Regions from separate parts of the Homo sapiens genome. Here region 1 is linked to region 2. Evidence: chromatin contacts called from ENCODE Hi-C or POLR2A ChIA-PET data. All regions are on one chromosome and are shown on one strand. Each heading gives the region's core, a stretch centred on a gene start or an enhancer-like site at or near the end of the contact. The rest is flanking DNA. Distances are from core to core; before and after follow the strand shown. Region 1 holds the start of GNG12 (G protein subunit gamma 12). Region 2 overlaps GNG12 (G protein subunit gamma 12).

Region 1 (5,934 bases), core at 2,785-5,284, 84 kb after region 2:
GGACTATTTAAATTACTGAGCTTTTTTTAGATTTGGGGGAAATATTAAAATTTTGTATAGCTGTTTTCCTGTTACAAAAATAATGCATGCTCATTATACAACATTTAGAGAAAATTTCAATAATTTAATGTTAACATTTATTGAATGTGGACTATGCACCAGGCACTATTCCAAATGCTATATACATAGATTAGCTCATTTATTCCTCACAACACTTATTGAAGCATAGATTAAGTAACTTGCTCACAGTCTACTCACCTAGAAGTATGAGCCAGAAATCATTATGTTATGTTCTAGGAGTGAAACGAATCAATAATTTACTCAATCAAATGCTTCAGTTGTTTCAGAGCATAATGTCATAGGCAAGAAACAATTAATAATCACACTGTACCCTTTATAGTTATTTAAAATTATTATAAACCACATCTCTGTGTCCCAGTGGAGCAATTAGTAAAATGAGAAATCATCTGTGGCATGAGCTAAGATCCTGGTTCAGCCCAATTCTGTGCACCTGACGTGCATTAGGACAAAAACAAGAAGCTTTAAAGGGTTTGTTTTAAAGATGGAGGCTTTTTTTTTTTTTTTTTTTGAGACAGAGTTTTTGCTCTTGTTGCCCAGGCTGGAGTGCAATGGCACGATCTCGATTCACCGCAACCTCCGCCTCCTGGGTTCAAGTGATTCTCCTGCCTCAGCATCCCGAGTAGCTGGGACTTCAGGCATGCGCCATCACGCCTGGTTTATTTTGTATTTTTAGTAGAGATGGGGTTTCTCCATGTGGGTCAGGCTGGTCTTGAACTCCCGACCTCAGGTGATCCGCCCACCTTGGCCTCCCAAAGTGCTGGGATTATAGGTGTGAGCCACAGCGCCTGGCAAGATGAAGGCATTTAAAAAATTTTTTAGATTTTAGGAAATGAGTCAACAATGTGATGAGTAGATTTCCTGAATTAACTGAACACCCAATCTCATGAAAGTTTACAAATAAAACAACGACTCACAATCAGCCTAACACTTCTTATGGCTTATCTGTTGGCCTTGGACATCAGCACATGCAAAAGTAAATAACCGGATACCCTTGGGTCACATGTTTTCATACTTTGATTAAGAATTACACTTGGTTAAAGATGAATACTTCTGTTCCTGGCTTAATTTCTTACCTAGGGCTAATAAACACAACTATTTGAAATATAAATTCTCTTTAAATGTAAAGGATAATGCAATGTTTCTGACTGTCAAAATTACTATGCAACTGTAACTTTAGCACTAAAAGCATATTAAAACTATTAATCCTTTAATCATAATTATTCATATTGCTGTGGTAGAAACATCACACATACACACACACAAACACACACACACCAGTTACTTTCTGTAGAATTTGAAATTGCTCTATCTAGCATTTCCGGAAGGTTCAAGCTGCCACCCTGCAATTTATCCAGTAGCCTGCTGCTTGAACAAGCTAGATAAATATCTAATAATTTTGACCATGTACTGCGTGTTAAGTCCAGTTTAAGTGTTTTCCAAAGACAAAGTTTTCATATACTTTCTGTAAAGCCCTACAGATAGAGACCATTATTATCCCCATCTTATAAATCAGACTGAAAAAGGTTAAATAGCTAATATTTTCATCTAAGTCTGTCTGACTCCAAAGCCAACACCCCAAATCACTGTTAAACAAGCTTCTCTTCCAAGTTAGGGCTCAGAAAAATTTACTTGCTTTCACAACTTGCCTTCCTAGGTTAAGCTTAAGCTGACATAAAACTCCAAAACAAAGCAAAACACAATAAATCACATAATTCTAATTTTAAAAAAAACTAATTTGATATTGGCTAACCACTTCCTCAAGTTTTCTGACCATGAAGCCCTTTGCTCTCACACTTTAATAAACCACCGATATTCTCTAACAAGTGACAACACAAATCCACAAATCTAATTGTTAGAGAGCTTTCAAGTAAGACTGGAGCTTTCTGGACAGGAAATTTTTATAATTCTATTTTTTTCAGGCTCTTGTGAAACACAGATTCACATTTTCATATATTTCTACACAAATCTAAGTGCTGTGTGCCCTGTTGGGGGTTCGATATCTAGTAAATTACATGAGTTAAATACAGCAAAAATAGGACTGCATTATTTATAAGGTCTAACGACGCAGTAGACTTTTCAGCATTTTTTGGACTTAAACCAGGGCTTTACGGCGCTGGTTAACTATTAGAGAAGGCAAAGGGACTGAACATTTTATCTGAAAGTCCTTTTATCACTTAAGACTCTGTAAAATTTTTGATTACTTTAAAAATTGTGTGTGTGAATAACGTTAGTTTACTAGAAAAGGGGCTTGCTAGTATATATAATTTGGTTAAAAAAACAAAAACAAAACAAAACAGCTCCTTACTTGAATGTGATTGTTTTGGCAATAGTAAAATTCAATCCCGTCGTTCTAGCGCTGCCTGCCTTCCTGGTTCTCCTAGGTGAGGGCCGCCATCCTGCGATAATTTACTTCGAGAGCTGCGAAGCGCTGGCAAGGGTGCAGTCTGGTGACTAGCACTTTTAAAAACAAAGCCAAACTCCGCTTTTAAAATAGAGAAGGCACAGACGCAGACCCTGCCTCTGACGACATCCAAAAGATTCATTATACACAGCCTATTCAGGCGAAGCTACAACCGCCCCAGGAAATATAAACTGTGTCGGCAAAGACAGCAGGGGGGAGAGGAAGTAACTGATGGGAAGGAAGCTAATCATGTGAAGTTTGTCCAACTCCACACGGTCTAATAAATTCCCGTTTGTTTCCGCTGGGAGCAGCCATTAAACGCGCCCTGACACGTGGGCGCAGGAACCTCCCTTCTACCTCTGGTGTTCAGAGATTTCCTTCTCGACCCACTTGTTTGTATACAACCACGCCCGGCAGGATGACCACCAGATGACCGGCCGCAGCAATGCCTCCACTCAGTCCCAGTTGGGCAAAGTTTCACTCCACTGCGGCGACGTGAACAAGAATCACGGCTTCCTTATCGTGAGTTATGAATGATTTAAGCCAAGTTTACAGGACACACAAAGCGAGGGACGAGTGAGTGACGGGAGGTGCTAAGTGACAGCGTTTTAAAGTTAGCTTTAATTGATATGCCCTAATTAAAATGAAAAACAGAATTCACCCTGCCCCACGGGATAACTGTCGGGGCAATAATTAAAAAAAAAAAAATCACCCAAGACTAAGCCTCAACCTCCCCCTTACCACTTGCAAATACAGTCTGCAGAAAAGCAGCCTCGGGTCCCCACTCGGGGGTCCCTCGCGGGGTGCGTCATATGGGCTCTCCCCTCTGCGACCCGCTATTTCCCTGCTAGACCCCCAGCGCCCAGCGGATTCCAAGGCTGCGCTCCCGCCGGCTGGTCCCGGGAGGTAGAAAGTAGGCAGAGGGGCGTGGCGTCCCTGTCGCCCCCACATGCCAGCCCTCCTCCAACGCCTGACACCACCACAAGCCACGGCTGGGAACACTGGGGGCCTCCCAACCCGGCGCGGGGCGCACGGCCGCAGGCTGGCGAGGAGGCAAGCGAGCTCAAGGGGAGACCTTTCCTTCCACCCCCAGCCCTAGCCCCAGCCACAGCCGTGGGGGCGGCTTCCCGCAACCTCGGGCGGCCGCCCGTCGAGGGCGCGCGCGCCGTTTCTGCCTCTGGGTCTCGGTGTCCCTTGGCCCCTTCCTCCCCCTCCCCCCGGTCTCCGGCGCCCAGCGCCCAGACCAGTCCCCGCCCTCCAGCAGGACACTCTTCCCTCCTTCCTTCCTTCCTCCGCTCCCTCCCTCCATCTCGCTTCCCAGCACCCGGGACTCGGAGGCGGCCCCCGAACTCGCTGGCCGACGCCCCGCGCCGCGCCCCGACCCCGCGGGGACCCGACTCACCACCCGCGCCCGCCGCTTGGTACTCACCCGCCTGCCGGTGCGCTGCCCCGCCGTCGCCGCCGGGACTCGGTCTCTAAGGGCTCCTGGAGACGGCTCCGACCTCTCCTCCTCCTCCTCCTCTTGCTCCTCCGGGCGCCGGCTCCGCCTCGCTGGGGTGGGCGGGGCGGCGGCGGCCCCGGGCTCCTTCCTCCGCGCCGGGCCCTGCCTCCCGCCCGGACGCCCTGGCTGTGCTGTCCCGGGCCGGGGAGCCCGCGTTGTGGCCCCGCAGGAGGAGGGGCGAGGCCTGGCCTGTGGAAGCTCGGTGGACGTCTGGTCGTCTTTGGCCATCCCCCTTCCTCTAATTCTCATGGAGGACCTGAAGTTCTAGGACTTGAGGGCCCCCACTCTACGACCCGCCCCCGCGCGGGGCCGCCCTGACTCCTCGCAAGTTTCCTTCGCGTGCGAACGCCTCGCTTGCCCCTGTGCCAGCGGTCCCCAGGGCTGTGAGGATGAGCGCTGCCAAACCCCTACACGAAAGTTTGGTTCTGTTCCAGAAACTATGGAGGAAAACACGCATAGTAACATTTAAAGGGCCCTGGGGCCACGGAGAGAAGTTTCCCAGAAAGTGGAGGTATAACTGCGGATTATAGAATTTGTAGTACATCCACCCACCATGAGCTTCCCGTCCATCTGCCCCGACCCCCTGAAATTTGTTTCCGAATGTCCAGTACCTGGCAGAGTTCTGCCTAATGAATTAATGGGATTTGGTTGGTCTTTTCTGGAAGGGTTCAAGGTCGGGTAAATGGAGGAGCCATTTCCGCTTCCACAGATTTTGTACTATTCCTTTGGCCATTCGACAGACATTACCAAGCACCCGCTGTGTACCAACTGCGATGCTAAAGGTGATGGGAGAGGTACAAAGATGAATCAGACAAGGGGCTTGCCTTCTTGGAGTCCAGAAAGAGTAAAGAAGCTGGATGTTCAGAAAACCACTCAGCGGACTTCTAGAGTATTCCTAGGTAGCCGCTTTCTTGTTTGACAGGGTGGAGAGAAAAGAGGTGAGGCCAAAGTAGGTCACTTAGAACCAGTGTGGGCAGAGTCCACACTTGAAATGGAGTCTGAAAGCATTGGTGAGGGATGTCTGTGTATTGAGTTTCACCAACTGAGGACAAGTGGGCCCTGGGGAATCTGGGAACTAGGGACTGCAGTCAGGGCATTATATTCCCTCTTGCTTTCCTTCTGACCCCTAAGCAAGTTTCAGGTTTAGTGAAATCATTTGCACATGTAGAAGAGGTGTCACAGGTAGAGTAGGTGTATGAATGCATGCCTTGCCCCAGGAGTGTGGTCTTAGCAAGCTGCGGATGGCGGTGGTTTGTGGGATGCAAGCCACAGACTGCCAGAGGGGTCTTTATTTCCTGTTCTGTTCAGCATTAGGAAATGCTTGACTGATTCACAAGTACTAACAGTTCAAATGATACACCTGAAACAGAACAGCTTGACACCACAGGGACTGAGAGGGTGGCATACTGGAGTTTGTATTTTTTGGCCACAGACCACAGAATAGACTCCTCTAAGCTATGCTACTAATTTTCCTTCCTGGGACACTTTATAGTTTAATAAGTGCTTTCATGTACTTACTCTTACTTTTCTCTCATTAGTCTCTTGAAAAAACCTGGAAGCTGGAACACCACATATTGCCACCAGTAACTTAAGCGGCTTGTCGAAGGTTTTTCTAGTTGAGTGCTGTTCAAAGTGTGGTTCATGGAATAGTGACAGTCTGCAAACCGTTACCCATCTACAAAGGGATGAGCATAGAAATTGAAGATGAGCATGTAGAAACTTACAGCAATTTGACAGAGTAATTTTATGTCTGTTAAATCGTTTAAAATGCAGCTTTGTATTTTATGTCTATTTCATTTTTCTTTTATGTGGAAAGGCATCAGCCTGCAACAGATTGAAAATAAAATATCACAGATAGTTTGAGAAGCACTGATCGAGATAGTATTAGGTTAGTACAGAAGTTATTACCGCAATTACTTTTGCATCAACCTAATAGCAAGGCAGGAATGAT
Region 2 (5,804 bases), core at 1,158-3,657:
CCCTCATCAGACACCAATCATAACCAGAATGTATTTTCAGAAAGGTGTGCTATTACAGTATCTTGATTAATGAATATTAATTTTACATGAAATTGGGCTATTTTAAAAAAGCTTTCACTTAATGAGAGTGAGGTGGGCAAGTAGTGTTATAAGAAGCAAATATTAATGCTATCTGCTTCTGGACAGAAAGACTGAAGTACCTAAAAAGTCTGATTTTACATGTGAACTTTAGCAACACAATTTTCAGCTCATCTCTAAAGATTTGAACTTGTGTGTGGGTAGCATCATGTGTGGACCACAAAAGTCACCATCTCTCCTCCTCTTCCCGGAACAAACACCCACAAACTGATGGGGATGCTCTGAAGGTTAAACTGGATCTTCTAATTGTCCAGGAACGTATGCTATGCAAACAATGTTGGCTCCCTGTACCAAGGCAGAGCTATTGTGGGACTTGAGGCTGCTGGCTATGAGGAGAAGGATGGTGGGGCACAGTTCTATTCACTGGGGCAAAGTGGGAACCCAAAAGAGGGTGGCTGAAATGTTTTATTATCCTAATCTTCAGAGGACAAATAATTACAGAACATTCTATATCAGAACAAGAGACTGTTAGTCTGCATGAGGGGGCAGGGAGAGAAAGGCAGAGGGCAGAGATAAAGAACTTTCCTTTTTGTGGGGGCAGGGAAAGGAGAGAACCTAAAGGGTGGACTACAATTCACTTTTCGAAGGAGTTTTCTGTTTGTAATATGCTTCCTTTGAAGAGTGGAAGTTCTGGGCATTTGGAAGTTTGGTTACAGATCAAGAAAGAAATTCCTGGCTTTCCAGAGTTTGGTGGCTACCAATCAAAGGTCAATCAGATACAAAAATCAGAGTAGTCCTGAAACCATACCATAGGCTACTGGGAAGATGTAACATGCTTTATAAAAAAATAACAATAATCTCTTGCATGCATTTTTCTCTTCAGTGAAACACAGGGATATGAGTTCTTTAAAAGAAGTAGCAAGAAGGGCACAAAAAACAGAAATCGTGCTTGGGGGGATAAGAAGAGAGGGTGGAGGAAGAAGTGCAGCGTCTTTTGGGATGGCAGCTGTTTTATTCGCACCCTCTAAGAGTTCCTGAAATAATTAACATGCACTGCCATTCTTGTTTTTCCAGTGGTGATTTCATCTAGTCCCTACAGAAACTGAGAATTAAATGTCATGGTTTTGTGTTTTGGAAAGCAAAACTCTCCCCCAAACAAGGGAGTTCTGAATACTGCTGAGAGCATGTGAGATCTGAAAAGTCTGCAGAGTGCTAATCATTAACATGCTACTTTTGGAGGCAGGACTGCCCCTTTCTTTGCTATCACATTTCCTTCTATTTGATCCTGCCCTGTACTGGTTTACTTTCTGTTTCTCCCACTCATTACCACGCATTCTTCCATAACACATGTGAAGTCCAGAATAGCCTCTCCCTTTCGGTTGGCCAACTCAACACTTCCCTTACAAACTCTCCTTAAAAAAAAAAAAATCATCTCTGACTTATTTTCCAAGGACTTTCCCTCTTCCCACTCCCCTGGAGGGGAGGAGGTGGGGAACAACCAAACCCTCCATTTCTTCCTGAATAATGCAGGAGAATAAAGCAGAAGGTCTACAGACATTACTTATAGTAACCGCAAATAAAAAGGTGTCTAAGAAGAATAGTCTGCTAACTTAGTTTGGAGGGAGACAGATTTGGGTTCGCATCCTGCCTTTGTCATTTGCTCGTAGTGAGACTATGGATAGGTCGCTTAACCTTTCCCTAAACCTCTGTTTTTTTCACCTGCAAAATGGAACTTTACATTAGGGTAAAATTATTATTTTAAGATAACAGTATTAGGAGTTTTAATAATAAAAAAGCCCTTCCAAGGCTGTAAAGGGAATTAAATGAGACAAAGCATATGGAGTGCCTGGAACACAGTAAGCACTCAATAAATGTTTGCTGCTACTGATGATGATGTAAATCTTTTGAGGAGGAATGTCATCCTTTCCCCCACTGCATATATAGTAACACGGATTCAGTGCTTCTCAAAGCTAAAATACAGTACCAGGAGGAAGGGTCTGGGTACAACTGTTTGCTGATTGCTGCCCCCAGGAAGCACGTCTCAGAGGCAGCCTGCACGACAGAGCAAAGGGCTTATTTTAGGAGCCTCCAATCAGGACAGACTGGTTGATCTGGATGCCTCACCTGGCAAGGCAGCCTCAGCCACACGCCCATCTCCACAGGCTATCGGCATTCCCAGTGGGATGCACCACAGCCCCAGACTGAGAATTTTTATCCACAACTTGTTCCCCTCTCCTGATCTCCCTTCTCCCTTTTGGAGACCTCAAGGCTGGAGAGAAATGAAAAGCAACAGCTCTGCCTGACAAATAAGGTAAGGACTCTGCCTCTCAGGTGCTGAGTCACTGGTTAGGAACTGTCCCATCTACAGACTCTCCCAGAAATTTACACAAAAACACAAAGTTGGGCTCCAAACCTTGGGCACTCTCAGAAAGGCTATGATTCACCAGGGTGTGCTTCAGAACTGAAACTCTGGGTACAGAAGGTACCCACTGCCCAGCCTGCCAACAACCTATCTTCCTTTAAACAACAAAAACGGAGCAGAAAGAGGAAAAAAGCCTGAACCTTTCCTAATAAGGTAATACCACATGCCATTTGTAGTTTTGAATTGCTTGGCACGCCAGGATCATATGACATTCACCGCAGCTACTGCTTCATGCTTGTGTGAGGCTCTCCAGGAAAAATGAGAGAGTCTTTGGTGTGCCTCTGGGGGATTACAAACGAACAGGGAACATGTTCTCCCAGTGGAACCTCACATTTTCCTGATTAACCACACTTGCCTCACATCCCTCTTTCACACTGCTGCCTGCAGGCCTCTTGCTTTGTGGGCTCAGGCATTGTAAAAGTTCTCAGGTTGCTTTGTATGCAGGTTTTCTCTCTCCAACGAGGTGCACGCTTTTTGAGGGCAGAAACACTCCTTTATTTCTTTTGTTTCACCCTGCTATGCTCATCACAGCGTAATTCACCCAGCAGTTACTCAATAAATGCTTGATGACAGACTAGTGCTGAGAATTTTACAGATCAGTAGGTGATCATTTTATATCATTAGCCCCTAACTTACAAATCGGCAGGGTTTCAAAAGTTGGTTTCAAAGAAGGTATTTATGTAGCATATTTTCCCATAGAAACAGTGTTATAACTGGGGCTTAGGTTTCCAGGCCCTCTTATTTCTCAGAATATCCTATATCTACTTACATGCAGTCTTATTGAGCTCTCTCATTTGCCTCAGACTCACATTAGACTGCCAGTATATGTGCAGGATAAACTCTAGTTCTTTCAGTTACAGCAATGCTGACTTGCACAAATTTCCTTTCCCACTTATTAGTCGTATTTTCATATTTTATGACACTATATGTAGCAGCAGGTAATAAATTACTCATCATATACTTTAAAAATAACACTAACAGGTAAGGAGTTATTTTTGCTCCTCATTAAAAAAGATGCATGAACTTTTGTTTTTCCTTTTACATTAAAATATTTTTCACCAGTTTTTAACCTCAGTTATTATTTGGGCCACTCCAGACTTTCCCAACCATTTACACACATTCACCCCCTCACCCACCCACCCACGCATCCACTCATAGTCTACCAGGACTGCCCATTTACATGGATACACATACAGACACACACACACACACACACACACACACGTGCATATACACACACGTTTTAAAATGCATTCTGGGCCACTAAAAATATTTATTAGCCATTATAGAAATGAATGACATTAGTTTTCAAAGTAAAAGCTATAGTTGTTCAACAGAGAGGCAGAGTCTGTGAGCCACTTCTCACTACAGCATAGGGAGAATGTTTAATGGCACCTCTGGGAATAATATAGTATCTGAAGAAAAAAGCTTTCAATGGCTCAGGGGGCAGGACAGTCACCTTCAGTTGACTGTCCCACAGTTAGGGTCTCTGTACCCAGTCTCCTCCAGAGCCTCAAGAGTGGCAGCTCTGGGGAAACACTGTCCCCTGTCCAGGGTGGGGTCTTCAAACAGGTCAGGGTTGCTGTGTTTGGGGTCTTGAGTACAAAAGTACATGCACACAAATGTCGACTGGCGTACTGCTTCTGGGATACTTAGGTAACCTGAAAAGCCATACCTCGGCCCTTATTCCCATTCAATAGCATCCTGAAAAGAAATCTAAGTGATTTTCCAGCATGGCTTGTGAGACATCTCTTGTGTCTCTATGGCTGGTGGAAAGAGTTATCATGCAGATGCTCTAGAAGAGTCAAACCCAAACCATAAGCAAACAGAAACCTCTCTCAAGACTAATGTGCTGAACACGGGTACTGAATGAGGTGAGCCTCTCCCCATTTTCTGGAGTCCACAGCTGTCTTTCTAAGCTAAGTCGGCATTTAAGTGGCACAACAGAGATGCCAGGTTAATGGCTGTGAAGGATGACAAATATCAGTATGGTCGTATTACATCTGTCTTTCAGCAAGAGTTATTACCAAGACATAAGAAACTGCAGTCCCTTCCCTGCCCCATAGCACCTCATAGTTACTCAATGTGGCCCATCCTCAATTGATTACGCTGACCCTTTAATGAGAAGTTCTGATAACCATATGCTTGTTAGCAGGCCTTTTCTTTGATCAGCTCTTACAGGAAATCTAACGTATACTCCTTCACTCTCCCACCACTGGGAGAAATATAATTGAATCAATGCAGTAATTAAGTACCCCATATTCATCTTTCCTTGGCGTTTCAGGATGTTGCTCTGGTTCCAGGTCTCACTGGAGAGAAGAGGGCAGCTGTCCAGAAGTAGCAAGTATAAGAGACTGGTCTGAATGTACCAGGATCACAACAGACATTTTGAAAGTTTACTTTGTTTACTTTGTCTCTGAAAAATGCCAAGCATGTAGGAGTTTGGGGTTAACAGGTTGCATGCAGTCAGATCCCAGTACCTTGAGCTGTTATTCTAATTTAAGGAATGCAGACATGTGGCATGGAGGTTGCCTCTTTTCCTCTTGCACTCACGGTAGACATCCCTAATGGATCAGCACTCATGGCAGCTATCACTAATGAGTCATGGTGTTCTTTCCTGTTGGGCCCAGACATGAGCTAGTTAATACTTCTTTTCAACACCTCGCCCCAATCACATAAGTTGGAAACAATGAACTATTTTTGTTCTAATTGATTTCATATACTTTAATTTCTTTCCTTAAAGTAACTGACAGTTGACTAAGGTATCATTACTTTATTTTAGCAACATTCTCTCTATACTTCTTAGCTAATTCCTCCACTAATCTGAGCTACAAATAATATGGGATATCATCCATTGCCAGACACTGTTAGACACTAAGTGCCAATTTATGTCCCTGTGTCCTTACAAAAATCTCAAGGCAGGGAAAGGTGGCTCGAATCTGACCTGTATTATGGCTTCCAGTAACCTTTCCAGGTGACTGCTACGCTGAATTATTGGCCTCCCTTTGCTTCCTACAGTGTCACCACTGCATTCACTTTGTCATACTACAATGGTCTGTCCATGTGCCCTCTTCCCTACTTAGCTCCACAACAGCAGGACCCATGTCTTACTTAACCTTTCAATGCCCAGCACATGGAACACTGCTGAATATAGAGTGGGTGTTTGGTAATTATGTTGAAAGAATTTTTTTTTAAGTTCTTGTTTTCAAATACAAGTTGAGCATCCCAAATCTGAAAATCCAAAATCCTCCAAAATCTGAAACTTTTTGGGCTCTGACATAACACTCAAATGAAATGCTTACTG

Evidence for each region. Hi-C counts contacts between places; a loop is a spot of excess contacts on that map. ChIA-PET counts read pairs that join two places held with the same protein, here RNA polymerase II (POLR2A). Pooled maps may share reads with other maps.
Region 1: a loop to region 2 is called in a pooled map, with 2.2 times the contacts of the local background. The contact joins the promoter of GNG12 here to the enhancer-like site in region 2. A Hi-C loop is called at or near these places in 59 of 168 maps with a recorded cell type or tissue (A673, Caco-2, Calu3 and 34 more), 15 of 37 single-sample maps with no recorded cell type and 41 of 50 pooled maps. POLR2A ChIA-PET finds 5 or more read pairs at or near these places in 15 of 52 experiments (A549, A673, AG04450 and 12 more).

What each region holds. Positions count from the first base shown.
Region 1 is chr1:67,829,433-67,835,366 of GRCh38, forward strand. GNG12 (G protein subunit gamma 12) reads right to left here and starts at 4,035. Exons shown (of 4, transcript NM_018841.6): 1 at 3,912-4,035. GNG12-AS1 (GNG12, DIRAS3 and WLS antisense RNA 1) reads left to right here and starts at 2,856. Exons shown (of 10, transcript NR_040077.1): 1 at 2,856-3,004.
Region 2 is chr1:67,747,489-67,753,292 of GRCh38, forward strand. The region is part of intron 2 of GNG12 (G protein subunit gamma 12); the gene reads right to left. Among named protein-coding and RNA genes, the nearest start is that of GADD45A, 65 kb to the left of the region's middle. Within about 2 kb of position 2,408, at least 24 of the 41 ENCODE cell types and tissues checked have a DNase peak (open chromatin) inside an H3K27ac peak, as active enhancers do; they include A673, IMR-90, PC-3 and 11 more, where a contact is called at or near this core.